Linked DNA regions of Homo sapiens: region 1 is linked to region 2. A link is a loop called in an ENCODE intact Hi-C map of the cell type or tissue named here. Cell type or tissue: heart left ventricle. All regions are shown on one strand. Links, peaks and the distances in the headings refer to the core of each region. The heading gives the core; the rest is flanking DNA. Region 1 overlaps MRC2 (mannose receptor C-type 2). Region 2 overlaps TLK2 (tousled like kinase 2).

Evidence for each region. Hi-C counts contacts between places; a loop is a spot of excess contacts. Peaks named below come from ENCODE experiments on the same cell type or tissue, not always from the same donor. Only the 100,000 strongest peaks of a DNase experiment are listed, where the experiment ranks them.
Region 1: a loop joins it to region 2, with 2.0 times the contacts of the local background. A loop is called at or near these places in 3 of 110 quality-filtered maps.

Annotation. Positions count from the first base shown.
Region 1 is chr17:62,644,957-62,660,158 of GRCh38, reverse strand. All of the region lies in intron 1 of MRC2 (mannose receptor C-type 2), which reads right to left. Among named protein-coding and RNA genes, the nearest start is that of MRC2, 25 kb to the right of the region's middle. RefSeq lists enhancers at 5,461-6,171, 6,884-7,594, 7,595-8,306. In heart left ventricle, for the core only: no CTCF peak of the experiment used is centred there; DNase peaks (open chromatin) are centred at 6,058, 6,888 and 7,608; H3K4me3 peaks cover 1,873 bases; H3K27ac peaks cover 2,604 bases.
Region 2 is chr17:62,592,981-62,608,182 of GRCh38, reverse strand. TLK2 (tousled like kinase 2) reads right to left here. Exons shown (of 22, transcript NM_006852.6): 17 at 11,509-11,598; 18 at 7,363-7,532; 19 at 6,003-6,141; 20 at 1,942-2,053; 21 at 35-142. Among named protein-coding and RNA genes, the nearest start is that of MRC2, 27 kb to the left of the region's middle. In heart left ventricle, for the core only: a CTCF peak has its summit at 6,567; no DNase peak of the experiment used is centred there; H3K27ac peaks cover 276 bases.

The DNA.
Region 1 (15,202 bases), core at 2,650-10,649, 52 kb before region 2:
TGTCTGGTTTTAATTGCTGTTCATTGCCTTCAAATCACCATAATCACCATATTTTATAATTTTCCCTTAGTCTAAAAGCATTCTTGGCCAGAGAGTTAGACTGACACAAGCTACTCTGCCACTTCCAGAACCAGAACTCGCTATCTGACACTCTTGTTTTCTGTCTTCTCCACCACTGTAACCCCAGCACCTACAGTTCTGCCTGACACACAGTGATGCTTAAATACTGAAGGAACAAATGAACACATGCATGAATGAACGAATTTCATGCCTAGATAATAATCACAAACAACCAGCCTATCTTTCTGCTCCTTGTTCCAACAGCCAGATTAATTTTCCTAAAACATAGTACCCACAGCTCCTGTCACTGATGCTCAAAACACCACCATGGGAATGTAGGTTGGGGCAGGGACCCTGCCCCTCTGTCCTCTAACAGCACTTGGATGGGGTTCCTCTCTGGGCAGGACAAAGTGAGCTTCCTAAAGTACCCCTAGGACAACTGCCACAGCTAATCTCTGGGTCCCCTGCCTTGAACCTGCTCCTTCCCTCCTGCCATGAACAGAATGTGTCAACCTCCAAAAATTCATGTGCTGAAAGCTTTTTTTTTTTTTTTGATACAGAGTCTCGCTCTGTTGCCCCAGCTGGAGTGCAGTGGCGCGATCTCTGCTCACTGCTGCAACCTCCGCCTCCCCGGTTCAAGCGATTCTTCTGCCTCAGCAGCCTCCCAAGTAGCTGGAACTACAGGCCTGCGTCACCATGCTCAGCTAATTTTTGTATTTTTAGTACAGACGCAGTTTCACCATGTTGGCCAGGCTGGTCTCAAACTCCTGACCTCAGGTGAGCCTCCCACCTTGGCCTCCCAGAGTACTAGGATTACAAGAGTGAGCCACCACGCCCGGCCTGTGTTGAAATCTTAAACCCCCATGGTGATGGCATTAGGATGTGAGACCTTTGGGAGGTGCTTAGGTCATTAGGGAAGAGCCTTCATGGATAGGATGAGCGTCCTAATAAAAGACACCCCAGAGAGACCCTCACCTATTCCACCATGTGAGGGTACAGTGAGAAGACAGCTGTCCACGAGGAAGTGGCCCTCACCAGACATTGAATCGGCAGGAACCTTGATCTTAGACTTCTCAGCCTCCAAAGCCATGAGAAATACATTTCTATTGTTTACAAGCCATCTGTTAACGGTATTGTGTTATAACAACCCAAACAGACTAGGTCACCTTTCAGCCACCCACCAGAAACCAGAAACCAGCTCCAGGACTTGATCCATGCCTGCCCAAGCTTCCTTTAAGGAGTAGGTATCTGGTTCTCAGAAACTCTACTCCAGGCAGTAGTAACAGAAAATGGCCTTGGCAGGAGGTAGCCAAAGGGGCCTGGGGCCGGAAAAGGAAAAAAATTATTGCTTGTTTTGTAGATGTTTCTCAGAGATACGACTGGAAAACGAAGCCCAAAACTTCACGTGAGCCCACAATAGCCCAAGAGGACGTTATCTTCCTCTCCTCCCCAGCCAGAAAATCCACAAGTGTGCTAAATCAATGCCAGGTGGGCTGTAGCAGTTGTAGCAAACGGTGAATGAAGGGTCTGAAAGAGGTCCAGGTTAGTCGGGAGGGGCTTTTCCCAGGGTCAGGCCAACCTCCCCTCACTTGACAGAGGAAACTGAAGTCCAGAAAGGGGACGGGATTAGAATGTCCAACAGAAGTACCTTTCAGGCCTCAGTTTCCTCCTTTGTCACATGAGGCACAGCTTCAAGGCCCCTCCTCCCTCTGACATCCTAGGCTCTGGGTTCAAATCCACCCAACTTTCTGCTAGGTGCATGGCATGTTCCAGGCAATGCTGGGACCACAAGGAAACTCGCAGCACCGTCCCTCCCCTCGCAGGATTTGTAATCCAGTTAGAGGAGAAATGCCGGGCATAAGAGCAAACAAACCTTTAAAATCCCAGGTGTCTGGGGGCGTTACAAGGAGCTCTGTGCCTCCCAAGGGCCGAGAGACTCCGCTGGGCAGAGATCTGAAGACTGCAATGTGGAGGAGGCACTGAAGAACACAGGTCACATTTTCTCATTTGGCAGCAAAAGAGGACAAAGGCAACCTCTTGCATTTTCTCATTTGGCAGCAAATGAGAAAAGGCTGAGGAATCAAAAAGCAGAGGAGAGGCGTGCAGGAGCTCTGCAAAGCAAAGGAGAAGCTGAGGGGGGATTCCTGTAGGTGGATCCGGGGGGACTCTGCCAAGCCGGGGTCAGGGGGTTCTTGAGAGCATTTTCCACCCGAAGTGGCCGGTGGGCCTGGGCCCTCAATGAAAAGAGGCTCTTTCTCCAAGGCCTAGTGGAGGGGGAGTGCACGCTCAGGCTGGGCTGGAACTGCTGGGGAAAGAGAAAAGGCGTCCTGAGAGCTGGCTCTGTGTTCTTTGTACCCGTGCTTCATCAAGCACATACAAAGCGGGCAGAGGGAGCTCAGAGTGCAGAGGCCTGATGCCCCCCACCCCCATCCAGAGAGGGCCCCTCCAGCCTCACCCACCCCCCAGCCTCATCCATATGCATGGGAGCATCAGGTGTCAGTGCAGGGAGCAAAAGTGCCCCCCACAGAAGGTGCAGGGCCCCTCACAAGGATCTTGGGATTCTCCTCCCCAAGGACAAAGACCACTTCTTGCATTTTGTAGGCAATCAACCCATGCCTAGCACAGTGCTACGCATCAAGCTGTGGCTCAATATGTTCTTACTGAGTAAATGGAGAAATGAATGAAGCTAGGCAGGGAGCTGTGCACTGAGCACTGGCTGGGTGTGATTCATTCATTTATTCATTCATTCATCCAACAATGATGTATTGAGAATTTCATAGATGCCAGCAGGGCATCAGGCACTGAGGGTATTGTGAACAATATAGACATGATCCCAGCCCTTATCACCATATGGTCTGGCAGGGCGCTGGGCTCTACAATGAAGACATGGCAACGATAACAATCTGTGACCTCATTGAGCTGCCTTTATCTGCCCAGGAAACTTCCCATCCCCTTCTTGTTCTCCTTGTATTGTGTACCTCTGGCTATGTGGATGTGTGGGTGGGCACAAGGCTCACTCTTGAGCTGATGACAGTGTCTATCCCCTTGGCCACAGTGATGGGGCACATAACTCAAACAGGGCTGATCAGAGAACTCCCCTGGAACACATAAAGCTTTCCCTTTTTGTTAAGATTGCTAGGCTGGGGCTGCCAATGGCCATGCTTCCTACGATGAGGGGATAATATATAAAGAGAAGCAGAGTGAAACGGGACAAAGAGATGGAAAGAGAGGAAGTGAGTCCCAAAGATGCTGGATGTCCTGTCCCTGAATCCCTGAGGCTCTTTCCTCCATTCTGTGAAACACTCAGGATCATCTGCAGCCAGCTGGGCTCCTGCATTCCTTTTTTAATTAGCTTGTCTGCATTGGGTTTCTGTCCCATTCTCCTTATTTCCTGGGAGGTTACTGCTCTAGGACCTCCTCTGACCTGTCAGACCAGCCTCTTGGGTCGGCTGCAGCACCAAGGCCATGTCAGAGGAGGTGCCTGGAGGCTGGACCCTCAGCCCATTCTCCTAATCATCCTTCTGGCTGCTCCCTTGGGGGCTTTCTTATCCCATACAGATGATAATCATTTATGAAGCACTGTAAGGGAAATTAAAAATGAACCAGATGCTGGGCACAGTGGCTCATGCCTGTAATCCCTGCACTTTGAAAGGCTAAGGTGGGAAGATCGTTTGAGCCCAGGAGTTCAAGACAAGCCTAGGTAACATGGTGAGATCCCGTCTCTACAAAAAAATTTAAAAATTAGCCAGGTGTAGGCTGGGCGTGGTGGCTCACACCTGTAATCCCAGCACTTTGGGAGGCCGAGGCGGGTGAATCACGAGGTCAGGAGTTTGAGACCAGCCTGGCCAACATGGTGAAACTCCATCTCTACTAAAAGTACAAAAATTAGCGGGGCATGGTGGCGCACACCTGTAATCCCAACTACTCAGGAGGCTGAGGTAGGAGAATCGCTTGAACCCAGGAGGCGGAGGTTGCAGTGAGCTGAGATTGCACCACTGTACTCCAACCTGGCAACAGAGTGATGTTCCATCTCAAAAAAAAATTAGCCAGGTGTGGTGGCATGTGCCTGTGGTCCCAGCTACTCGGGAGTCTGAGGCAGGAGGAATAACTGAGCCGAGGAGTCTGAGGCAGTAGTGAGCTATAATCACGCCACTGCATTCCAGCCTAGGAATCAAAAGAAGATACAGCCTCTGCCCTCATGCGTTTATAATGAAGCTGGAGAGGCTGAACTCATGAAGCAATCCATGGAAAAGTTTAAGTCTGCACGGTTGGGGGTGAAGGTGATAGATAGAAATGAACTTTCCAGATAAATGAAGTGTGATAGAAATATTTCTTTCTTTCTTTTTTTCTTTTCTTTTTCTTTTTTTTTTTTTTTTTAAAGAGACAGAGTTTCGTTCTGTTGTCCAGGCTGGAGTGCAGTGGCATGATCATAGCTCACTGCAGCCTTGAATTCCTGGGCTCAAGTGATCCTCCCACCTAAGCCCCCAGAATAACTGGGACTATAGGCATGCACCCCACCATGCCCAGCTAATTGTTGTTTGTTTGTTTGTTTGTTTTGAGATGGAGTCTCGCTCTGTTGCCCAGGCTGGAGTGCAGTGGCGCGATCTCGGCTCACTGCAAGCTCCTCCTCCAGGGTTCACACCATTCTCCTGCCTCAGCCTCCCGAGTAGCTGGGACTACAGGCGCCCGCCACCATGCCCGGCTAATTTTTTTGTATTTTTAGTAGAAACGGGGTTTCACCATGTTAGCCAGGATGGTCTCAATCTCCTGACCTCGTGATCTACCCACCTTGGCCTCCCAAAGTGTTTGTGTTTGAGACGGAGTCTGCTCTGTTGCCCAGCCTGGAGTGCAGTGGAGCGATCTCCACTCACTGCAGGCTCCACCCCTGGGGTTCATGCCATTCTCCTGCCTCAGCCTCCCGAGTAGCTGGGACTACAGGCGCCCGCCACCACGCCCGGCTAATTTTTTTGTATTTATAGTAGAGACAGGGTTTCACCGCATTAGCCAGGATGGTCTCGATCTCCTGACCTCGTGATCCGCCTGCCTCGGCCTCCCAAAGTGCTGGGATTACAGGTGTGAGCCACCGCACGCAGCCCCAGCTAATTGTTTTTACTTTTTGTAGAGACGGAGTCTTGCTTTGTTGCCCAAGCTGATCTTGAACTCCTGGCCCCAACCTCCTGATCCTCCTACCTTGGCCTTCCAAAGTGCAGGATTTCTAGGTGTGAGCCACCGTGTCTAGTTTGATAGGAATATTTCTGATGTAGTCCACACTTCTTGTTTCTCAGACATCCAGGTCATCACCTGGGAAACATGCCTGTGCTCATGGGCAACTGGGTTTTAAAGCAATTTGCCCTACATTGAGTAACCCATCTCCTTCCTCCTTGATGGTCACTGAGGCCTCCTCTCCCGTCCTGTCTGCTTCAAGGCACACAATGCTTTGGTGAAGTCGCGAGGCTGAGTGCAAAGGCTTGACAACAGTTTGTGTCTCTGGAGCAAAACCCTCAGCTGTTGCTGCAGTTTCCCCGGACTCAGCCCATCCACAGAGGCAGCCAGAGGTCTGACCTCAGATAAGACGGCTGCTCTCCACAAGACATCACAGATGAAGGAGGCAGATGAGAAGTTAATTCTAGCATGGTGCCTGGCATGCAGCGGACTCTCAACAAATATGTGTTGAATGAGAGGCATGTCACATAAAACCCTGAAAGGCACAAGCAGAGACAAGGACAAGGAAGGCATTCCAAGGACAAGGAAGGCGGTCCAAGCTGCCCAACCGCAGGAGCAAAGGCTGCAGGCAGGAACGCAGGGCCCAGCGACCACCTGGCTTAGCTCCTGGAAAGCTGGGGGCTGGAGGACAGCTGGCCAGCCCTGGAGGGGACTCAGTTCCATCCCTGAGGGCATGGCAGGGTGGCCTCCAGCCTCTGAGCCTCTCTCCCTTCACTGCCCCTCCCCAGGCCACGCAGAGGCGAGGGGTCATCCCAGGGAGAGCCAGAGGCCGCCTGAAAGGGCCGCCAGCCAAGAGGAGCAGCTGTTTTCAATGAGCTGCTTAACCTCCAGGCCAGGCCTGGAAATGTCCTTGAGTCAGCAGAAGCTGCCAGCCCCACCCTGCTAAGAGGCCAACCCTGGGGACCCAGCACCCCACCCTGCACCACCCCTGGCTAGAGACTGTGTCCACGTACATGCATGCACATTAGATCCTGGGCTGGACGAGGGGGGCATTGCTTCCATGGAGGACGGGGGTTACATGATATCGAAGCCCAATACCCCGCCCAACTGTGCAACATCCCCACCGACATCCTGAACCATGGTGGGTTTCCCTCTACCGGCCACCTTCCCCTTTTCACACCCTCCTCCCTCCTCCCCAACAGCCCCTCCATCCCAGCCAGGCCAAACTGCTTTCCTCCCACAGCTTAAAGTGCTTGTGCCTAAAACCTACACACACAGTCCCAGTGTTGCGCTGTTGCTGTCACAGGCCACCCTTTGTAGAGCAGTGGCGGGCTTCCCCCACCAGTCATTTCCAGAGATGCTTTTCTCCCCACTTCAAATCTCTGTGCTGCAGACTGTGATATCCTGTGTTCTAGGAAGACATTAAATCACACTCTGGCAGGGAATGGGTGGAGAGGTGGGACTGTCCCTCCACCTACTAAATGCAGGCGGTGGTGGGGAAGGCGACTGTCACCTTTCCCGCGGTTTTGCTGATCCTCCAGACCCCGCCCCGGGGGTGGGGGCGGGGGTGGGGGTAATGCGGGCTGAGTGGAAGCTAGCCCCGCCCCTGGGGTTCTCTGGGAAGGCAAATCCTCACCCGCGCTGGCCTTCCCCTTCGCAGTGTCATGGTGTTTGATCTCATCCCCTGCTGGCTTTTGTCTTAGACCAAAGCATCACAGTATTTTCGGCCAGTCCTCCCCCAGGCCCCCCTTGCCGGAGGAACTGGAGAGCGGCCGCGCTACAGCAAGCAGCAATCGCTCTCGCCTCCAGCCTCTGCTCCGGGCAGCGCCCGGCCCTTTCCTCCCACTGGCTCTTCCTCACCGGGGGTCACCAGGCCTGGATCCCCAGAGTCCGAGCATCCCGGGGGCGGGCACACCTTGACCCCTTTCTCCCCCAACCCAGTGCCCAGGATCTGGGGCTCCCAGATCCACCTGCTCTTGGAGTTCCGAGTCTTCTCTGCTTCTGCTCCCAAGGGGCACCCCTGCCCCCGCCATCGTGCGCCCCCAACTCCAAGGAGCGCCCCTCCCCAAGCCACCGTTCGCCCTCAATCTGCGGCACGCCCCTCCCCCCGCCACCGTGTGCCCCTCCCTCCACCGAGCACCCCTCCCCCTGCCATCGTGCACCCCCCCAAGCGGCGCCACTTCCTCTGTCACCGTGAGCCCCCTCTCCACTGGGCGCCCCTCCCTCCACCGCCGTGCGCCCCTCAATCTGTGGCACTTCCCGCTCCGCCGCCTCCCGCCCAGCTAGACAAATGCCCGGTCTGCGTGGCCGCTGCCCCTGGCGCCGTCTGCTAGCCCGCAGCCAAAATAAACAGCCCAAGAGCCACTTCCTTCCCCGTGGGGGGAATTTTCACAACGACGGCTGGCTCCAGTCGCGGCAGGAAGTGGCTTTCTGGGCCAACGATCCAACCTCATTGACCAGGCCGCTGAGGGCAGAATTCGGGAATGGGACCCGGAGCGCGGGGGCGGAGGCAGAGCCTCGCCGTGGCCACGCGATCACTTGTGCCCTCGCGGGGACCCCATCGCCGACAGCGGCCACCACTCCATAACGCAGGTGCGGAAGGCCTCTGCCGAGCCACACCTGTTCATTTCTCCGTGCGGGGGTGTTGTGCGCCTGCCCTTTCTTAAAATCATGGACAGGTTAGGACTCCACGCCTGGTTGATTGAGGACGAACCAGTGAGTGACTGCGTGACTTTATTAGGAGACATCCATACGAATTTGGGGGAAAGCATTTTTTTAAAATGTAGTTTTGACAAAGTGTCTACAAGGTGTGTGGGGTGGGGAGTAACCGAAAGCGGAAATATTACACGTGCCCCTCTGGTTCATTGAAGAGTCAGCAGAAATGAAGAAAATCTTTGGGCCTTTCTGTAATTTACAATTTTCCATAGTGAAAATTTATGTTTTCTGACTTAAAAGAAAAAAACAACTTAGATACCCCCCCACAAACAAAAGAAATGTGTAGCAAAATGTATTCAACCAGAATGATTAGTTCCTGAGAAACTGAGGTTTAAAATATTAACAGTCAGGCAGGGCGCGGTGGCTCACGCCTTTAATTCCAGCATTTTGGGAGGCCGAGGCAGGTGGATCACTTAAGGCCAGGAGTTTGAGACCAGCCTGGCCAACATGGTGAAACTCCATCTCTAATAAAAATACAAAAATTAGCTGGGTATGGTGGCAGATGTGGTGGTGTATGCCTGAGGAGACTGAGGCAGGAGAATTGCTTGAACCCGGGAGGAGGAGGTTACAGTGAGCCCAGATCGCACCACTGCACTCTAGCCTGGGGGACAGAGTGAAACTCGTCTCCGTAAAGAAGGAGAAAAAAATTAACTTTCAATTCAATTTCTTGGTAATGGTCTTTCAAGTAACACTTGACAAAAAAGGTAGAGATTCCCAACAACCTGCACTGGAGGTTTTCACTGGCCAAGTGCCCACTGAGGACCCAGGCTCTGCCCCTGGCTTCTCCATGCCCTGGACCTTTGCCTGGCATGAGTCTGAGCTTGTGAAAGATGTTTGTCGGCCGGGCGCAGTGGCTCACGCCTGTAATCCCAGCACTCTGGGAGGCCGAGGTGGGTGGATCACGAGGTCAAGAGATAGAGACCATTCTGGCCAACATGGTGAAACCCTGTCTCTACTAAAAGTACAAAAATTTGCTGGGCGTGGTGGCGTTCGCCTGTAGTCCCAGCTACTTGGGAGGCTGAGGCAGAAGAATTGCTTGAACCCAGGAGGCGGAGGTTGCAGTGAGCCGAGATCGCACTACTGCACTCCAGCCTGGCGACAGAGCGAGACTGCGTTTAAAAAAAAAAAAAAAAAGATGTTTGTCAAATGACAGAATGACTGTGAATGGAGGGATCTTAGAATTCATCTTGCCAATCGTTTAGAACGGGAAACTGAACACAGAAAGGTTAAGTGACTTGTCCAGGGATGTTCAAGGAACCTGGACCATGGCCTTTCTATTAGGTCTAAACCTCATCAGAGTCCTAAACAGCACTGTGCCAGTATTTGCTTCTCTAGGCAAATCATATCATTTACGTCAATACCGACAATGAAATGGCAAGTTAGTGATCATTACACCAGCACCACAAGCATGAACCAGGCCTGCCCCCGGCAAACTGGGACCTGTGGTCACCCTGCGCTTGTAAAAAGAGACACAAAGAATGCCAGGCATTAACCATGCGCGTCCAGGCACCAGACAGTGGGTTCCAAGGCTTTTCATTAATCCTTATAACAACCCTCAGATGTAGGCAAAATTCTGATCTGCACTTGACAGATGAGGAAACTGAGGTATTAAATAACTGAGAGATTAACATCTTGATAACACAGTTAATAAGGGGAAGAGCTGGGAAGGATGGCCAGGCAGACTTATTCCAGAGCGGACTCCAGCTAGCCTCCGAATTTTAGATGATAGCCCACAGGCAAGTTGTGTTTGGCTTCAGGATGTGTGAGAGAGATTACACATAAAAATGTAGATTTCCAGTCGAGGCAGCATGCCTGCAGGGTGCCAGCCACAAGAGCTGGTGCAGCTGCCCACCTGGGAGGGGTGTGGGCTCACCGGTTTGCCACAGTCTCCACCCATCCCTTTTGTGCCCCCACCATACACACACACTGAAGTGGAATGAGAGTGGCCATATAGTATCATGCTTGTACCCTTGTTTTTCTGAGTGGCAAAGCATTTTTCAGTATCCTGGTGTCTATTAAGAATGACGGCCAAGCATGGTGGCTCATGCCTGTGATCCCAGCATTTTGGGAGGCAGAGGCAGGCAGATCACTTGAGGCCAAGAGTTCGAGGCCAGCCTGGCCAACATGGTGAGACACCGTCTCTACTAAAAATACAAAACTTAGCCGGGTGTGGTGGCGGGTGCCTGTAGTCCCAGCTACTCAGGAGGCTGAGGCAGGAGAATCACTTGAACCCTGGAGGCGGAGGTTGCAGTGAGCCGAGATAGTGCCACTCCAACCTCAGCAATAGAGCGACACTCTTGTCTCAAAAAAATTTTAAAAAAAATTAAAAAAAAAAAAGAATGACAAGAAGGCTGTATCTATTTCAAAATAAAACAAAACAAAAAATGTATGTATCGGTGGGGCGGGGGGGGTCTGCTGCCCTGCCAACATGATTGATGTCAAATGACACTGTGACACGCTGCATAGGAGACATGAGACACATTTGAAGCACAGCACAATATGACTGAGAAATCAAGGCACGTTTCCTAATGAGCTGTTGCTCCACACATTGGCAATTCCCTGCCCTCCTGACATGGCAACATTCAAAGATCACTTGTTTGGTTCTAAAAGCAAGGCACGGCACTCTTTTTGAGACAGAGTCTCTCTCTGTCACGCAGGCTGGAGTGCAGTGATGAAATCTTGGCTCACTGCAGCCTTCACCTCCTGGGTTCAAGGGATTCTCCTGCCTCAGCCACCCAGGTAGCTGGGATTACAGGCGCCCACCACCATGCCTCGCTAATTTTTGTATTTTTAGTAGAGACGGGGTTTCGCCATGTTGGCCAGGTTGGTCTTGAACTCCCGACCTCAAGTGATCCATCTGCCTCAGCCTCCCAAAGTGCTGGGATTACAGGCATGAGCCACTGCGCCCAAATGGCACTCTTTAAAGTCAAGTGAATTTAGAATCCTTCTTGCTTGGGAACCTTCAAGATCTCCCTTTAAAATTCTAGCCAAAGATTGAGCACCTGCCAACTTCTGTGACGACAGATCAGCCGGGCCTGCCCCCACCTCCAGGAGGCACCATGGTGGAGGGCTTGGGAGGGCAGCTCTAGAATGTGGACCTACCCAGGTTCGCACCTCTGCTTGGGCCCTTGGGCCCTGGGATTGGCTGCCTCACTTCCGCAAGCCTCGATTTGGGAAGGACACGAATAAGACCTGTCTCCTGGGTTTCTGGGAGGACAAAGGGAGAGAAGGCTTCCTGTCCCTCTGTACCTGGGGAGCACAGAGTAATGGAAGGCCATTACTGCTTTTGATATTTAAGCAAGAACCTCTGCCCAGTTTTGGGCAGCGAGCTCAAGAATCTGTTTGTGTTTCACAGCGGAGAGCCTGGGAACCAGGCTTAGCAGACACTGCAATCTGGATAAGAAGAAACGATAAGAGGAAATACGGCCAAGGACTCCAGTGTTTAAGCTGCTCTTCAGAAGAATTAAAAGAAAAATAAACCCACGGTCCAGATGCAAAGTCCTCCCCCGACCCCAATTCCCATGGGTGCCCAGTCCCTTGCCACCACCATATGTTTCTGTCTTTGAACTCTGGACCCCTCCTCAGGTCTCCCAGGAGGGAGATGCAAGGAGAAGAGGAGGGTGTGTCAGGGAAAAGTAGGGGGCTCTCTGGAAGGGCTAGGGCAGGGCAGATAGGGTGTGCACTCTTTCAGCCACATTCCGGTTCTGCAGAAATAAACTCCAAGGGCAGCTGTAAAGGGAAAATGAGGTCACTCACAACGCAGCTGGAAGGGAAAGTGTGGAAAGAGGTGGGGCAGCGCCCACACCCCTTGGCCTGGCAGACACTGGGACGGGAGGAGTTGACCTGGGACCCTCACCAGGACCCTTGCGCAGTCACGCAACCTCCGCCTCCCGGGTTCAAGTGATTCTCCTGTCTCAGCCTCCTGAGTAGCTGGGATTACAGGCGTGTGCCATCACACCCAGCTTATTTTTGTATTTTTAGTAGAGATGGGGTTTCGCCATGTTGGCCAGGCTGGTCTCGAACTCCTGACCTCAAGTGATCCGCCCGCCTGGGCCTCTCAAAGTGCTGGGATAGCAGGCGTGAGCCACTATGCCCGGCCTGTTCTTCCCTCTCTAATATCAATTAAAAATTGATGGGGTGGTGAAGAGAACTCAGGCTCTAGATTCAAAGCTGGCTTTGAGTCCCAGTTCCTGAGCGAGTCACTTGACCCCTCCACTCTCAGTGTCCTCCTCTGGTCAGTGAAGAAAACACTCCTCCTGTCCACTGCGTAGACCAATTACTGAGCACTTAGCAGGTACCACTGAGCAGGTACCTCGTGCTGCCCGCTGGGTAGTTGGCAGGGATGGCTGAGATCATGGATGGGAAGATCTCACCTCACGGCTCCTCACAAAGGGAGCTCATGGGAGTAGCAGCCCCAGTGGGGCAACCTTTTTGCTGGAAAAATTGGCAGCATCTATCAAAAACCTTCAAAAGAATGAAAACTTTCACCCCAGAATTCATTTCCTAGGAATTTAACTTAAGGAAAGAACTAAGAATGTATACAAAGATTTAGCCACACAGCATTATTTACAATAGCAATGATGGGGGAGCAACTAATGTCCAACAATATAGTGTTGACTAAGTAAATGGAAATATATTCGTCTAATGGAATACTATGCACACAACAGAAATGTATAAAGGGTATTTAGACACAGAAGTTCACATTCTATTGCTGATTTTTTTTTTAAAGCAAAAATGGCAGGGCGCGGCAGCTCACACTTGTAATCTCAGCACTTCAGGAGGCCGAGGCGGGTGGATCACCTGAGGTCAGGAGTTCGAGACCAGCCTGACCAACATAGTGAAACCCCTTCTCAACTAAAATTACAAAAAATTAGCCAGGCATGGTGGCATGCACCTGTAATCCCAGCTACTCAGGAGGCTGAGGCAGGAGAATCACTTGAACCCAGGAGGCGGAGGTTGCAGTGAGCCAAGATCATGCCACTGTACTCCAGCATGGGCGATAGAGCAAGACTCTGTCTCAAAAAAAAAAAAAAAGAAAAAGAAAAAATGAATATATAGTATAACTTCATTTTTATTTTCTTTTAAATCAAGTAATGTCTAGAAAGACGCTTTTGCATTCTTGTTCTTAAAGTTGGGTGTCCAAATCGCCTGGGGAGCTTATTTGCAATGCCGGTGTGTGGGCCCTAGAGCAGTTCTACTGAATTAGAATCTCGGAGTGATGGAATATCTAGATTGTAAACAAGAGTCCCAAGCAATTCTGGGGTACATCAGGGTTCCAGAACAACTGTACATACCCAGGTGTTAACAGTGGTTATGACTGACTTATGAGATAGCTGTTGATTTTTATTTTCTTCTCTTTGTATTTGCTACAATTAATGTATTTGGTAATTAAAAAGAGATAGGGAATATATGGTGTGCATCTGTCCTTTGTTTCAAACTTAACCCTGCGGGACTTGAACTCATATATGCAGAGTTTGACACTAAACCCAGCACATTTGGAGAGGGTGAGCAAACAAGTAAACCAAAGAAGATCCTTCTGCGAGAGGCTCCAGATGGATGAGACCAACCATCCAATCCTGGTGCCAAGGAGCAGACACTGCTGACAGCAAAGAAGTGGGTGCCTTCAGAGGCATGAAGTTGACGTAGGTCAAGCACCTTTTCACCCTGACTGGGATCCACATCCGACTTCAGGTCTGAGCAAGGAGTCTGGTGTGCTACGATGTACACAGTGACACTTCTATCAGTGACAATGAGAAATGACCTGCCCAGCATGGTGGCATCACACCTATAAACACAGCACTTTGGGGCTGAGGCAGGAGGATAGCTTGAGCCCAGGAGTTCAAGACCAGCCTGGGCAACATAATGAGACCCTGTCTCTTAAAAAAAGAGAGAGAGGGGGCCGGGCGCGGTGGCTCACGCCTGTAATCCCAGCACTTTGGGAGGCTGAGGCAGGTGGATCACGAGGTCAGGAGATCAAGACAATCCTGGCCAACACGGTGAAACCCCGTCTCTACTAAAAATACAAAAAATTAGCTGGGCATGGTGGCAGGCGCCTGTAGTCCCAGCTACTTGGGAGGCTGAGGCAGGAGAATGGTGTGAACCTGGGAGGCAGAGCTTGCAGTGAGCCGAGATCGCACCACTGCACTCCAGCCTGGGCAACAGAGCAAGACTCCGTCTCAAAAAAAAAAAAAAAAAAATAGAAAAGGACAGAGAAATGACCTAAATGTCCAATAGGGGATAAGTTATGGTCCACTCACACAACAGAACCCTATGTAGCCAGTAGAAGTGTTGGGCAGAAATACATTGATGACATATTCCTGAATGAAAGAAGAACATTATGAAACAACATGAAAACATCTCTATAAAGTTTTTTACAGGGAAAGCCAGGTGCGGTGGCTCACACCTGTAATCCCAGCACTTTGGGAAGCTGAGGCAGGTGGATTGCTTGAGCTCAGGAGTTTGAGACCAGCCTGGGCAACATGGCAAAAACCCATCTCTACATAAAATACAGAAAAAAAAATTAGCTGCAGTTGGTGGTGCACACCTGTGGTCCTGCTTACTCAGGAGTCTGAGATGGGAGGATTGCTTGAGCCCAGAAGATTGAGGCTGCAGTGAGCCAAGATCATGCCACTGTACTCCAGCCTGGGCAACAGAGCAAGACTCCATCTCAAAAAAAAAAAAAAAAAAAAAAAATATATATATATATATATATATATATATATAATATATACACACACACATATTATGTGTATATATACACACACAATATGTATATTATATACGTGTGTATATATATCACATATATATATATTTTTGAGATGAATGTATATAATGTTTCTAGAGGACCATGCAAAGGAACCAGACCTGGATCACATTCCTTGCTCCTGTGATCCTGTCTCTTAGCCTCTCAGGCTCAATTTCTTTATCTGTGAAATGGAGGAATGTGAAGGTTTAAAATATGGGCTATACGGAATTATCTGATGCTGACCCTGGCTTACTTTATGTAAATTTACCGTTAGTAAATGATAATGGGGTCTCCCATTTCTCATTTGTTACACAAACATTATATGGAAACATTATAGTTTTTAAAAAGAAGGAAGCCTTCCAAAGGCCAATTCCCTAACTTACTGGCACCCTTCTGAGTTGCATTCGAGTCACGTACCAGGTACTGTCATTTCATGTTTATAAAATTTTGTGTCCTGTTGTTTTTCGAAAAGCAAACGTGTATGACAGCGTTTGAACCCTCCACCCCTCCCCTTCTGTG
Region 2 (15,202 bases), core at 2,819-10,818:
GTTTCTGTTGGCCAATGGGTCAAACAAAACTTACCTTTGCTTCAGGTGTTACTACTGGCTTTGGCGGGAACTGCACTTCAGTAGCTTTAAGAATCGTATTCTCTTGTAGGATGTCTTGCTGAGACTGGTTATGGCCAAAAGGCTGTCACATAAAAACAAACAAATAATGTAGGCCTCTGATGAAAATTATAGAGAAAACAATTCAATACCCCAGGGAAGGAAAAGGATAAGACATCTTCTAATTTGAATTGCTGCAAGGAACTCTGGAGACAATCCCCTCTAGTTCTCTCACTTTATAGATAAAAGGGGTTGAGAGCTCAGAGCATATGTAACTTGCTCACAGTTCAACTACCAGGTCAAAGCAGAGTGGGGACCAGAAGCAGCATCTCCTATATCCTAATGCTCTGCTAAGCTTTGCTCACACCAGAGAAAAGGGAGATCTAGAGCAGGACCCAGCAACCTCACCTGCTCTGAGGGATACATGCGGCCCTAAGAAATACACACCTGTGCCTCAGGCCAACTCAAAAAACAGAAAAAGAGAAGGAAAGGAAGTCAAAACCAAGAGGGGTAAGGACAGAGTGGGAAAAAGAAAGAGTTGGGGTTACTTAATGGCTTCAACTATGCCGAGCTGCCATTTCCTTTGTCTTTTTTTTTGAGATGGAGTCTCGCTCTGTCGCCCAGACTGGAGTACAGTGGCATGATCTCAGCTCAGTGAAAGCTCTGCCTCCCGGGTTCATGCCATTCTCCTGCCTCAGCCTCCCGAGTAGCTGGGACTACAGGCACCCGCCACCACGCCCGGCTAATTTTTTTTTTTTTTTGGTAATTTTAGTACAGACGGGGTTTCACCATGTTAGTCAGGATGGTCTCGATCTCCTGATCTTGTGATCCACCTGCCTCGGCCTCCCAAAGTGCTGGGATTACAGGTGTGAGCCACCACGCCTGGTCACCGAGCTGCCATTTTCTAATAAACTCTTAAAAACAAGTTCAACTCAAGTCTCTCTATACTGGTTCTACTGAGATCTCTCTCAAACAGTTATTTCTAGATAATTTCTACTGCTGTTATCGGCAGCAATTCAACATTGTCAGGGAATGTAAATAATAATTAAGCCTACTACCTCTGAATAGTTTCCCTGTTTTAGAGAGGTGAGATAGAAAAAAAAAAAAAAAAAAGACCAAGGAGAAGCTAAAGAGGAAGGTATAATCTGAATTAAGAGCCTGGTCTGGGGAATGTAATCAAAATATTAAGAATTCAAAGGACACACAGAACTCCCATCTGGCTTATACCCACAGCCTACTGGGAAACACTGAAACAAACAAACACACAAAAACAGCAATAGGAACATAAATACACAAATGGATCCTAATATATACATTTATAAGGCATGTTCACAAGGAAAAACAAATGTGACAATTCATTAGGTGTAGTTTACCACTTGTTGAAATATGTCACCTTGATCAGAGGTAACAATGAATACATCCTGACACCATCTCCCCAGTATAGAAATATAAAGCACGCTTTCATTAATAATAGGTTCAACTAATGGGATGGCTGGCGATAAAGATTCTGGGGATATTTTGAGTTTTGGTTCTTGGGGCCCCCAGGTTCTTGGGAAGATTGTATACTTTAATAAATAAACGATTTTTGTAAATCCCTATACACACTATCAGAATAAATACATGTTCCAGATCTAATTGAGAACAGCAAAAGTGCATGTTTTTAACAGCCCCGCAGAACTCATTAGGTGCCCTAGGGTTGAGGATTTCTGCTTACGAATAAGGCTTGTATTATTAAGTCTGTATTTTCTTTAAACCACTCCTTTCAGGATTCTATTTTGTATAACCCAATAATTAACTCCAATAGACTAATCCATACCAAGGCACTGTGTGTGTGTGTGCCACCCAAGAAAGAGATCAAGCTTCTCCATCAACCTTCTAACTTACCTTCCTTCCATAAAGACACTGATAGAAGATCACACCCACCGACCACACATCAACTTTATTTGAGATCTTTGGTGGTTCTTTCCCAACCACAAAACACTCTGGTGGTAAATACCTGGGACAAAAAAGAAATATAAATTATTAGAATAATGATCATATAAGTTTAAGACATGTACAAAAAGACAAAATAAAATATCTTGTTGAAAATAGAAATATCGTTTTTTTTTTTTTTTTTTTTGGAGACAGGGTCTTGCTCTGTCACCCAGGCTGAGTACAGTGGCGTGATCATGGCTCATTACGGCCTCAACCTCCCGAGCTCGGGTGGTTTCCCCACCTCAGCCTCCCAAGTAGCTGGGATTAAAGGCAGGCACCACCATGCCTGGGTAGTTTTTAAAAAAAATTTGTAGCAGTGGGGTCTCACTGTGTTGCCCAGGCTGGTCTCAAACTCCTGGACTCAAGTGATCCTCCCAGCTCGACCTCCTAAAGTACTGGGATTATAGGTGTGACCCACCACACCTGGCCAAAATATATGAATTTTAACAGTCAACTTAGACTTATATGGAAAGTCAATGAAAAGACACTCTAGGCGGGGTGTGGTAATCCCAGCACTTTGGGAGGACAAGGCCAGCAGATCGCTTGAACTCAAGAATTTGAGACCAGCCTGGGCAACATGGCGAAACCCTATCTCTACTAAAAATACAAAAATTAGCTGCGCCTGGTAGCACACCCCTGTAGCTCCAGCTGCTTGGGAAGCTGAGGCGGGAGGATCACCGGAGCCTGGGGGAGGTTGACTGCAGTGAGCCAAGATCATGCCACTGCACTCCAGCAAGAGAGTGAGACCCCCATCTCAAAGTAAGAAAAGACACTCTAACTTAGGGAGGCAGTAATGTCCCTATAGGGCATCAAAATAGTTCTCAATTTCCTAAGAGTGGTAAATATTCTCACTAGTCCCACTTCACTCACGATCTCGGCTCACTGCAACCTCTGCCTCCCAGGTTCAAGCGATTCTCCTGCCTCAGCCACCCAAGTAGCTGGGATTACAGGCGTGTGCCACCACGCTGGGCTAATTTTTTGTATTTTTAGTAGAGATAGGGTTTCACCGTGTTAGCCAGGATGGTCTCGATTTCCTGACCTCGTGATCCGCCCGCCTCAGCCTCCCAAAGTGCTGGGATTACAGGCATGAGCCACTGCACCTGGCCAGTTCTTGATTTTTTAATATACATAACTTAAATATGATCTTGGATAAGTATAACCTTAATTCTAAAATGACCATTTAAATATATTTGTGACTTTTTTATGGCAGTGGCAGGAAAGAATAGGAGTTGTTGAACTCATCCAAATGCAGAAAAATAAGTTAGCAAGATTTTTTTTTTTTTGAGACAGAGTCTCGCTCCATTGCCAGGCTGGAGTGTAGTAGTGTGACCTCAGCTCACTGCAACCTCCGAATAGCTGGGATTTCAGGCGTGCACCACCACGCCCAGCTAATTTTTTTATTTTTAGTATACACGGGGTTTCACCATGTTGGCCAGGATGGTCTCGATCTCTTGACCTCATGATCCGCCCGCCTTGGCCTCCCAAAGTGCTGGGATTACAGGCATGAGCCACCACACCTGGCTAGCAAGATTTTTAGAATATAAAAAGACCTGTCACTTGATTGTACATGTCTGGCAAATCCCTTTCTAGGTCTCAGTTTCTCCACCTGTAAGTGAATGAAATTAATTCTTCATCCAAATAATACTGAAAATAATAAGCATTCTAACTTACTATCAAGGATTTTGAGAGGAGAGTAAAAGACAGCTCTATGATACTAAACTGTGCTAAAAATATATATATATATATGTATATAGTTGCATATTCCATCACAATCAAAATCCCCATACAAAAAAACAATTATTCTCAAGGCATAGTCTATGGGTCACTTCTTTAAAATAAGTATTCAGCCAGGCGTGGTGGCTCACGCCTATATTCCCAGCACTTTGGGAGGCCGAGGCGGGTGGATCACCTGATATCAGGAGTTCAAGACTAGCCTGGCCAACATGGTGAAACCCCATCTCTACTAAAAATACAAAAAAATTAGCTGGGCGTGGTGGCGGGTGCATGTAAACCCAGCTACTTGAGAGGCTGAGGCAGGAGAATCACTTGAACTCGGGAGGCGGAGGCTGCAGTGAGTTGAGATCACACCATTGCACTCCAGCCCAGGCAACAAGAGCGAAACTCCGTCTCAAATAAATAAATAAATAAATAAATAAATAAATAAATAAATAAATAAATAAAGTATTCAATGTAGAAGAATTCTGTAACCAGTAAATACTGCAAATAGTTACTTATAATTTGTTATACCCTTCAGGATTATTTTTATCTGACATACTGAAGATAGTGATTATGACAGTATTTCTACCAATTTGGAGACTCTTCAAACCTTCATAGAAACCTGTAACACTTAATCTTCTCAGAAGCCCTGTCTTAAATTATTAAAAATCTCAACTATAATCTAAAGCAGAAAGAACAGTAAAATGACCCCCTAAGTAAGCACCATCCAGCTTCAAGAATTATCAACATGTGGCCAATCTCCACCATTTCTCCCAACAGACTACTTTGAAGCAAAATCCCTAGCATCACATAATTTTTACTTAAATTCTAATCACTGAATTTTTGTAGGTAAGCAACTACAGCAGTAACTATTTTAAATGCAAAAAAACTGTGCCTTAAAAAAAAAAAGATCAAACACAAAGCTCAAATCCAAATTCCAGTGAATTTATATAGCAGAGGTATAGACCTGTTTCTAGAATTTCCAGCAGCAGATATTTTTGTATCACTTAGTGACAGGAACACTAGCCCACAATAACCACCACAGTGAATAAACATTGTAAATGCAGCTTCTATTTTAAATCTGTAATTTCAAAGTTTTAATTTAGGGACTGACTTTTTACAACAGGTACCATTTCCACAAGCAGTAAGGAGCAACAGAAACCGGGGCATTGTGTCCATGGTGTTATTGGCAGGCTTCACGATGAGCACAGGGCTGATGCTGTGTTGTGAACGCCATGCCCCTCTGCTTCCTCCTCTACCTCTGATTCCCAGACAGTCAGTACTCTCTGCTAAGGCCTAGGACCTTTCAGTTCCAAAGATAAAGTGATTTGACCACCTTCCCTAGGGTACAAATAACATGTGTTGCCCCTCCGTTGGTGCTATAGAGCCTTCTCTTGCAACTCTTGAAGCAAATCCCTCATCCCATTAAGCCAGGAAGAGAGACTTGTATTTGGACTAAAAAAAACTGGGGGCCATTCTTTATATACACCAATATGTGGCTTGTGTGACCACCTCAAAATGGAAGAGGAAGCTTTATTAACACACTTTTACAACCATAGAGTTAAAGGCCTGAGTTTCAGGTATCTTTTATGGTTCTAATGGCCAAAGGTAATAGTAGGCAGAAATAGAAGCATAAAACTGGCAGGCAGAGGTAGCTTGGGTGCGGGTGGCTAGGGGAAGACAGGTGACAAGAGATGTGAAGAAATGTGCCTCAAAAACTTTTAGATCATGGCTAACAGACATGGATAAACTTCTGGTAAATTGTAGTCACTTTTTCCTGTATAGATTTCATATGCGCTATAGTTATGTTTCATCCTGATCTTCATAACTCCCTACAGTCCAACATCCTCAGGCAACTCTTGAGACAAATCCCTTATCCCATTAACCCATGAAGAGAGACCTGTATTTGGACGGAAAGATTTTGGGGCCATTCTTTATATACACATGAGCAACCTTGTTCTCTACTGACTTGCAAGGCCAACTCTGTACAAAAAACATACATTTCAAATACCTGGACACATATAAGCTCTCTTTCTTAAGGATTTTCAAGAAAGGAAAGAAAAATTAAGACAAATTAATATAAATACCAAGAGTCAAACTGTTGAAAAGACAGTAATGATTTGGGGAGAAAGTCTGCTTTGGTTTATGGCATTTTTGCCTAGCAGATAGCATACAGCAATTAATTCATTATCAACACTTCAGCATAGCAGAGCCACATCTCTATAGCCAACCTGGCAGAGCTCCTGGATACCTACCAATAAGTACCAGCACCTTGTGATGTTAGCTCCATGCCATCCACTGAATTGTAGCTATCATCATCCATGATCTTCGAAAGACCAAAATCTGTAATTTTTATCTCTCCACACGCTGTACCATTTACTAAAAGAATATTACCTAAAAAATAAAAACCTTCATGAATAAGCAGAGACTTACTGATTTAAGAGAAAAACCCAAAGTAATAGCAGATAAGAAGGGGACAACTGAACTCAAACTCTTGCAAAAGCAAACATCCAAATCCTGGGAATCAAGCAATCTGGACTCTGGATACTCAGGGAGAGTCCTCAGCATCTGCTGAAACTTCTATTTTCCAAGAATCACCTGCTTAATGTGCCAAAACCACCACTATGATGAGCTCTGGAAATAAAAATAACTGGCCAAAGTAAAATACCCTTGTTCACTTGGTCAAAACTGATGGGAAACTTTCATCTGAACTTTCAGTGAGGATCTCTAAACTACCCTGTTTAGAACAGCACTTGGGGTGTGGGGGAGGAATCAAAGAAACCATGTAAGGAAACCAAAGCTAGCACCACAGCACCGCCTACAGCTCCCATTGCAGGAAAGTGTTGAATTCAGTTATGGAAAATTCATTCACAAAATAGCCATCTTTTAAAAAATTTCTTCATCATAATTAATGTTTTAGTCATCTGAATTGTATTAGAACATTAGAGAATAGTCAATGAGACGCAATATGCACCTACCAGAAGAGTAAAGCAAAGTTTACAATTTTGCAACACCAGAAGGTAAATGTGGACCATCTTCCTAATGCCCAAGCTAAGCTGTTAGAGTTGTCTATAGAACTATGCAGATTTCTAAAACACAGCTGAAGATAACAATAAAAAATAGAGGTAAGGACTCTAGCTGCCCTGTACTCTTTGCTGATGAACATCAAAGCTAGATAATAACCATACAAAAAGATGAAAAATTCTGCTTGAAATTTATTGAAATGGGAGGCATATAAGTAAAAATAAGTTATTAATTTGGGGGCTCTTATCAAAGAGACCTGAAGCAGAGGGACTGTTATGTAGTAGGAGTCATGGGAAAAAAACAAAACTGAACTTGCTGCAACAGTTCTTTCTTAATGAGACTTACATCATGAACTGCCCTGGCTCCAAAGATAAAGGTATTGTTTCTCCAGAGTATTTAATCCAACACGCCCTCCTAAACCCAGTGCTGCTTGGCCAGGACTCTTTTTTCCCACACCTACCCAGGCAATCAAAAGTCAGATGTTATTAGCCTTTCTTGGCTGCTGTGAAATTCTCTAACTTTATCAAATTAAAAGTCACTTATAAGACCAAAGAAAACCCACTAATACTGTCTCCTAAAAGTTAGACATACCTGGTTTGAGGTCATAGTGTATGATGGGAGGTTTTATTTCATTTAAGTACTTTAAAGCATTCACAATCTGCATGATAATGGACCGGGCCTCTTTCTCCGACATTAATTTGTGCTGTTTCAGGTAGAAGTCCAGATCATTTCCCTCACAGTATTCTAATACTGTACAAAACCTAAAGACAAATAAACCAATATTTAACCATGGAATAAGAGCAAGCAGATTAACACTACCTAAATTAGTCCCATGTGAAAACTTCAGGTCATCAGCTTCTCACTCCTTTCTTCTTTGTTCCTTAAAATACTCTTCAATTGTTTATTCAGTATTAGCTGAGGGGTTTCTGGTAAGAAACTGCTTATTCTCTTGAAGAGTTTCCACACCCTCAATGTTGGAATCTGTTGTGCTCAAGTTCACCCATGGCAGACCTCTTCTTGAGTCTAGACTATAAGAATACTGATAAGAACTATAATGTATTTAAGCTAGGTATCTTCTTGGAAGGGGCTCCTTTACACACCCATGCCACACATCCACGTCTAAACAACCAGAATGTGATCAAGTACACAATTCTCTCTTTTTTTTTTTGAGACTCCGTCTCACTCTGCTGCCTAGGCTGGAGTGCAGTGGCGCAATTTTGGCTAGGTACACAATTCGCACTGCAAACATTTTATATAACCCTGAGTGCTGGCAATGAGTAAGAATCTAGAGTTTGCCCACGTCCCAAAAACTGACTGCATACTACGTCTTCTGACAGCTTGGCACAATACTGCACTACAATTTCTCTTAAACACAAGGTGTAAAAGAGCTTGTAAAGTATAGTATCTATGGTTCTAACAAAAGTATGTGGGTTCTCTTTCCTTCCCTTATGTCAATATGTCATACAGACCCATACATAAAACCATATGCCATTGGTGGCATCACAGGTCACGTGTCTATCTTCCAAGGCATTATACTCTGAAGTAAGGTGTCCTGAACTGTTTGAATATTCCTGAGGGATGAATACGTTTTGAAGTTTTCTAAGTTGTGACAATGTGGGTGTATCAGTCAGTTTAGCCTGGAAAAAAAAACCACCTGAACATTTAAAACAGAGAGACTTTAATTCAGGGAACTGATCATACAGATGATGGAAGAGCTGAGAAGACAAACTGGTCAGTGAGGCACCCTAGAGATCATCTACAGCAGGAAGCCATTAGCACCCTCAGGCAAGCAGGCCAGAAGGGAGGAGATGGTGAAACCAGAACCCAGGGTCATCAGGGGAAACTAGAATTGCGGGGAGGGAGAGGAGGTGGAGACCCCCTCCCATTTCTGCCTTCCCATTGGCTGAAACCAACAGAACACCAATGGACACATGGGCCTGATAAACACAGCCTACACGGGCTAACCCCCCAAAGATACAGAGCAGCGAAAGGGCGAGGAACAGAACTGAGAGCAAACAGACTCAGGTCTAGCGCTATGGGCCACTGAGCAATTTGAGGCCTTCATAAAGCACTGCAATTGAACATGGACACACATGGTCCTGTGGACACCACAAACTGAACAATATCTTATGTATCTTAAGAAACATGGCAGGGCATGCTAACACCCTATTTGAAAACAAATGTCTGCTGTAATCCCAGCAATTTGGGAGGCAGAGATGGGTGGATCACTTGAGGCCAGGAGTTTGAGACCAGCCTGGCCAACATAGTGAAACTCTGTCTCTACTAAAAATACAAAAAATTGGCCAGGTATGGTGGCGCATGCCTGTAATCCCAGCTACTTGGGAGGCTGAGGCAGGAGAATTGCTTGAACCCATGAGGTGGAGGTTGCAGTGAGCCAAGATCATGCCACTGCACTACTGCCTGGGCAACAGAGCAAGACTCCATCTCAAATAAAATAAAATTAAAAAAAGAAATGTCTGAAATTTATAGATTCCTCTGATCTGAGATTCTGAAATCTGAAATATAGACTCATGCTCAATGGAATGATTCTTTCACCCAAATGCAAGTTGAAAATAAAGCCTCACTTTCAGCCAGGCGCGGTGGCTCAAGCCTGTAATCCCAGGACTTTGGGAGGCCCAGGCGGGCGGATCACAAGGTCAAGAGTTCAAGACCAGCCTGCCCAGCACGGTGAAACCCTGTCTCTACTAAAAATACAAAAATTAGCCAGGCATGGTGGCGTGCATCTGTAATCCTAGCTACATGGGAGGCTGAGGTAGGAGAATCGCTTGAACCTGGGAGGTGGAGGTTGCAGTGAGCCAAGATCGCACCACTGAACTCCAGCCTGGGCAACAGAGTGAGACTCCATCTCAGGAAAAAAAAAAGGAAAACAACCAAAACAAAAGAAAGAAAAGAAAATAAAGCCTCACTTTTAATACCCAAACAATTCTCAGAAGATGTTCTAAAAATCATGGTCTGACTTATTTTTGGTGAAAATTCATCATACATACAATAGGAAGAACAAAGTAATCAACTCAAGAATAGTATAGAACCAACTCAATTTCTCACATTAGTTAAAAGTGTGTATACAATTCAAAACAGCAGATAATTTGAGCCTGATATTTAACTTTGAAATAGTTCTTGAACTTAATAGTTCAGAGAGGGGGGTCTACCTAGTATTCAAGAAATTTGCTCAAGGCAAAACAGTAATGTCATGCCCCGCCCCTTGTTTCCCAATCCTGCCTTCTAACTAGATCTTTTTAAAAAAATTCCACTCCACGTGAAACACACATGGCTAAGCTCAGTGCCAGGGCTACCCAAATGAGAAGAAATCCCTGAGAGAATGGCCCAGGTCATGTTTCCAAAGGGAATTATAGTCCTCTTTGGGGTTATTTCTAAATGTAAGGCAGCTGTCTGCACAGCCATATCTGAGACTGTTGGCTAGAACAGACCAAAACTCCTAGAATTACCCTGGGAGGCTGAGGGAACCTGAAGTCTAGACCTAGGGTATATTCTGATTCAGTTCAGACTTCTACAGAGAAACATTTCCAAATGCTGAGATATATCCAGCTAAACTGCTGGATAAACCCAGAGGCACGGGAGGTTACCTATACCAAGTAACAAAATATAGCAATGCCCACAATTAATAACTATCTCAGACAAGTTATTTAACTTCTCTGGTCCTCAAAATCCACCTATAAAATGAAAAGGCTGGACTCTGAGATCCCTTCCTATTCTAACATCCTATAAGCCTATGAGCCTGTATTTCAACATGTAGCACTGAGCCTTGTCTTCATTAGTGCCACATTTCTTATCTCAGTCTAGGATAAAATCACACGGCCAGTACTTTTTAAAAAGGTCTGTCAATGTTCATAAGAGTCTCTGGGGTGAGCAGAAACTCTCTTGAACAGTCTACACTCACTAGTGCACGTCAGTGGCATGCTGGCACCAACTCATGCCAGTTTCCAAGAGCTGACTTAAATTTTCAAGAATTTTGTGAGCTGGTTATCAAACCGTTATAAGCAAAATGTGGTATATCCACACAATGGAATATTATTTTGCCATAAAAAGGAATGAAGTACTGACACAGGCTACAAGGATGAAATTTGACAACACCATGGTAAGTGAAAGAAGCCAGTAATAAAAGTCCACATACTATATGATTCCATGCATATGAGGGTCCAGAATAGGAAATCTATAAAGATAAAACAGACAGATTAGGGCTAGGGCAGAGGGATGGAATGGTGGAATAGATGAATAGTAGTAAAAGGTATGATGGGGTTTGAGATGGTGAAAAAATTCTAAAATTGCCTCTGGTGGTTGCATGTATCTATGAATATGCTACAAACCACTAAACTGTATATTTTACATGTGTGAATCATACAGTATGTGAATTATAATTAAGATGTTTAAAAAAAAACAAAAATAAACAGGTGGTACATCAAAATTAGACACAGGAGGAATATCTACACCACGGAAACTGGCAAACACTATAAATTAGCCCTGTCTCTCTTCATACCAAGCTGGCTGTTAAACATTTACTGGCACACAAGTGCACATGTCCTTTGGCCTAGAGGTTTCTTGCTGATCCAAATCTGAATTTATGTTTGATCATTTGTCACAAATTACTTGGTTCCCTCAGAGGGTATGTCCTGGACCCAGAGTTCAGCTCTATTCCATGAACAATCAGCATTGCAAGAAAATAATATAACTGTTAAGGTAAAACAGCACAGCACTTACGAGTCAGTATCCAGTGAAAAGTAATCATACAGCTTAACTATTCTGGGATGATCCAGCTCTTTATGAATCCGGTATTCCCTACATGCATGCCTGTAAACAAAAGGGAAAATTAACAAGAAGGTATATTGGCCTGCCTTTTAGAACTCTTCAAAGATCCTCCTAAATATTCAATCATTTCTCTATTGTCTCCACATGTTAATTCCATTCAGGTCCATCTGGTCCCTCATCTGACTTTTCTCTTTGCTCATCCTATTTTCTCCACTGGAATCTACCAAGCCATTGAGAAAATAATAGGTGCTCTGGCTGGGCGTAGTGGCTCACGCCTGTAATCCCAGCACTTTGGGAGGCCGAGGCAGGTGGATCACGAGGTCAAGAGATGGAGACCATCCTGGCCAACATGGTGAAACCCCGTCTCTACTAAAAATATAAAACTTAGCTGGGCGTAGTGGTGCGCACCTGTGGTCCCAGCTACTCGGGAGGCTGAGGTAGGAGTCACTTGAACCCAGGAGTTGGAGGATGCAGTGAGCTGAGGTCGCGCCACTGCACTCCAGCCTGGTGACAGAGCGAGACTCTATCTCCAAAAATAAAATAAAATAAAATAACAGGTGCTCAAATATTTGTTAAGTGAATGGATGTCAACCCTTTTCATCCCTTTCAAGTTCATTCTATGATAATCACACCTCTTTTCCACGTATACTCAAGTATCATAGATTTTAAAATAACAAGGACGGTTATTTTCCCCCCTCCTCTAAAGCTGATACATCATATCTGTAAATGTATATATGCTCGGGTAACATCAAAGGGGTCATTTTTAGCATGTAAACCCCTTAGGTTAAAGCATTATCTGTTACATAAATCAATTAGCAGTACTTTGTATTTTTTGTTTTTAAATCCTTCTTACAAAAACAATTTAAGTGCTATTAGCTTTACTTTATTCTAATAAAATATGAAATGTGAAATTATGGAACCCCAGTTTTCTTAGAATGGCGAATTTGATACAGTCATCCACTGCAGAACAACCCTTCGGTCAATGATGCTAAGCCACACATATGACGGGGTCCCATAAGAGTATAACAGAGCTTCCCATGAACTGAGGAAGAAAAAAAAAAAAAAAGTACAACAGAGGTGAAAAATTCCTATCACCTGGTAACCCAGCAGTCATGATGTCACCACACAATGCATTACTCGCGCTTGTGGTGATGCTGGTGTAAACAAACCTACTGTGCTGCCAGCCATATTAAAGTCTAGCACCTAACAATTATCTACAGTATATAACACTTGATAATGATAATAAATGAATACATTATTGGTTTATGTATTTACTATACAGCAGGCCCTTAAATAACATCATTTTGTTATAACGCTGATTTAAAAAAAAAAAAAAAAAAAAAGGGGGCCAGGCACGGCAGCTCATGCCTGTAATCCCAGGACTTTGGGAGGCCAAGGCGGGTGGATCACCTGAGGTCGCTGGATCACCTGAGGTCAGGAGTTCGAGACCAGCCTGACCCAACATGGTGAAACCCCGTCTCTACTAAAAATACAAAAATTAGCTGGCCGTGGTGGTGGCCACCTGTAATCCCCACTACTCAAGAGGCTGAAGCAGGAGAATCACTTGAACCTGGGAGGTGGAGGTTGCAGTGAGGCGAGACTGCGCCATGGCACTCTAGCCTGGGTGATAAAGTTAGACTCCGTCTCAAAAAAAAAATCAATTCCTGGTCGGCACCACTGTCCATGTGGAGTCTGTTTGTTCTTCCCCTATCTGTGTGGGTTTTCTCAGGTTATTCTGCTTTCCTCCCACATCCCAAAGGCACATGTGTTGGGTTCACCGGCATACCCACATGGGGTGTGTGTGTGTGTGTGTGTGTGTGTGTGTGTGTGTGTGTGTACCCGCCCTGCAATGGGATGGCATCCTGTCTAGGGTGGCTCCCACCTTGCCCCTGAGCTGCTGATATAGGCTCTGGCCACCCTCAACCCTGAGTGGGGAATGAGTGGGTAAATGTTACCTTGTTTCTATTAAACTTTCTTAAATGTATATAAAGCTCATATACATTTCAACGTTTAGTATTAGAAGTGTTTTAGTCTTTATTTAGAAGCTGGGTAATGTTTTTGTGACCAGGAATATGCCACAGGAACTTAACTCTTGTTTATGTCAATTAGCCTATGGTAAAATTGGTTTTGTTACACCTTGTTTCCCTTAAAGTTGTAGTTTCCAAGAACCTATCACTGCTACTAAGTGAGGGCTTATGTACTGCACTTTTTTTGTTTTTGAGATGGAGTCTCGCTCTGTTGCCAAGGCTGGAGTGCAGTGGCGCGATCACAGCTCACTGTGGTCTTTGCCTTCCAGGTTCAAGCGATTCTCCTGCCTCAGCCTCCCAACTAGCTGGGATTACAGGCACATCCCAGCACGCCCAGCTAATTTTTGTATTTTTAGTAGAGAGGGGGTTTTGCCATGTTGGCCAGGTTGATCTTGAACTCCTGACTTCAAGTGATCCGCCTGCCATGGCCTCCCAAAGTGCTGGGATTACAGGCATGAGCCACGGCACCTGGCCTGCACTGTACTTTTTAATTATTTAAATTTTAGAGAGCAGGGGCGGTGGCTAACGGCTGTAATCCCAGCACTTTGGGAGGCTGAGGCAGGCGGATCACTTGAGGTCAGGAGTTTGAGGCCAGCCTGGCCACCATGGAGAAACTGCGTCTCTACTAAATATACAAAAAGCAGCAGGGAGCGGTGGTGTGCACCTGTAATCCCAGCTATTTGGGAGGCTGGGGCAGGAGAGACGCTTGAACCCAGGAGGCAGAGGTTGAAGTAAGCTGAGATAACACCACTGCACTCCAGCCTGGGCGACAGAGTGAGACTCCATCTCAAAAAAAAAAAAAAAAAAATTTAGAGTGTACCACTTCTACTTATTAAAAAAAAAAAATTAACTACAAAACAGCCTCAGGCGGGTCCTTCGGAGGGTATCCCAGGAAAAGGCATTGTTATCATGGGGGTGAAAGCTTCATGCATGTTATTGGCCCTGAAGAGCTTCCAGTGGGACAAGATGGAGATGGAAGAAAGTGATATTGATGGTCCTGACCCTGTGCAAGCCTAGGCTAATGAGTTGTGTGCCTTAGTTCTTAACAAAAAATGTTTAAAAATAAAAAAAAATTGTAATAGAAAAAAGCTTATAGAATAAGGATACAAGGAAAGAAAATATTTTCATACAACCGTACAATGTGATTTTTTTAAGCTAAGTGTTATTATGAGAGTCAAAAAGGTTAAAAAAAGGCAGTTTCTACAGCAAAAATGTTACAGTAAGTGAAGGTTAATTTATACTTGAAGAAAAAATTTTTAATAAATGTAGTGTAGCCTCTGTGTACAGTGTTTATAAAGTCTACAGTAGTGTACAACAGTATCCTAGACTCTGACTCACCCAGAACAACTTCCAGTTTTGCAAATTCTATTAATGGTACGGGTGTACCATTTTTATACTGTATATTTACTGCACCTTTTCTATGCTTAGATATGCTTAGATACACAATTAGTAACACAACTGCCTATAGCAGGGGTCCCCAACCCAGTACAGGTCCGTGCCTTGTTAGGAACTGGGCCACACAGCAGGAGGTGAGCAGTGGGTGAGTGAGCAAAGCTTCATCTGTGTTTACAGCTGCTCCCCATAGCTCGCATGACCGCCTGAGCTCCACGTCCTGTCAG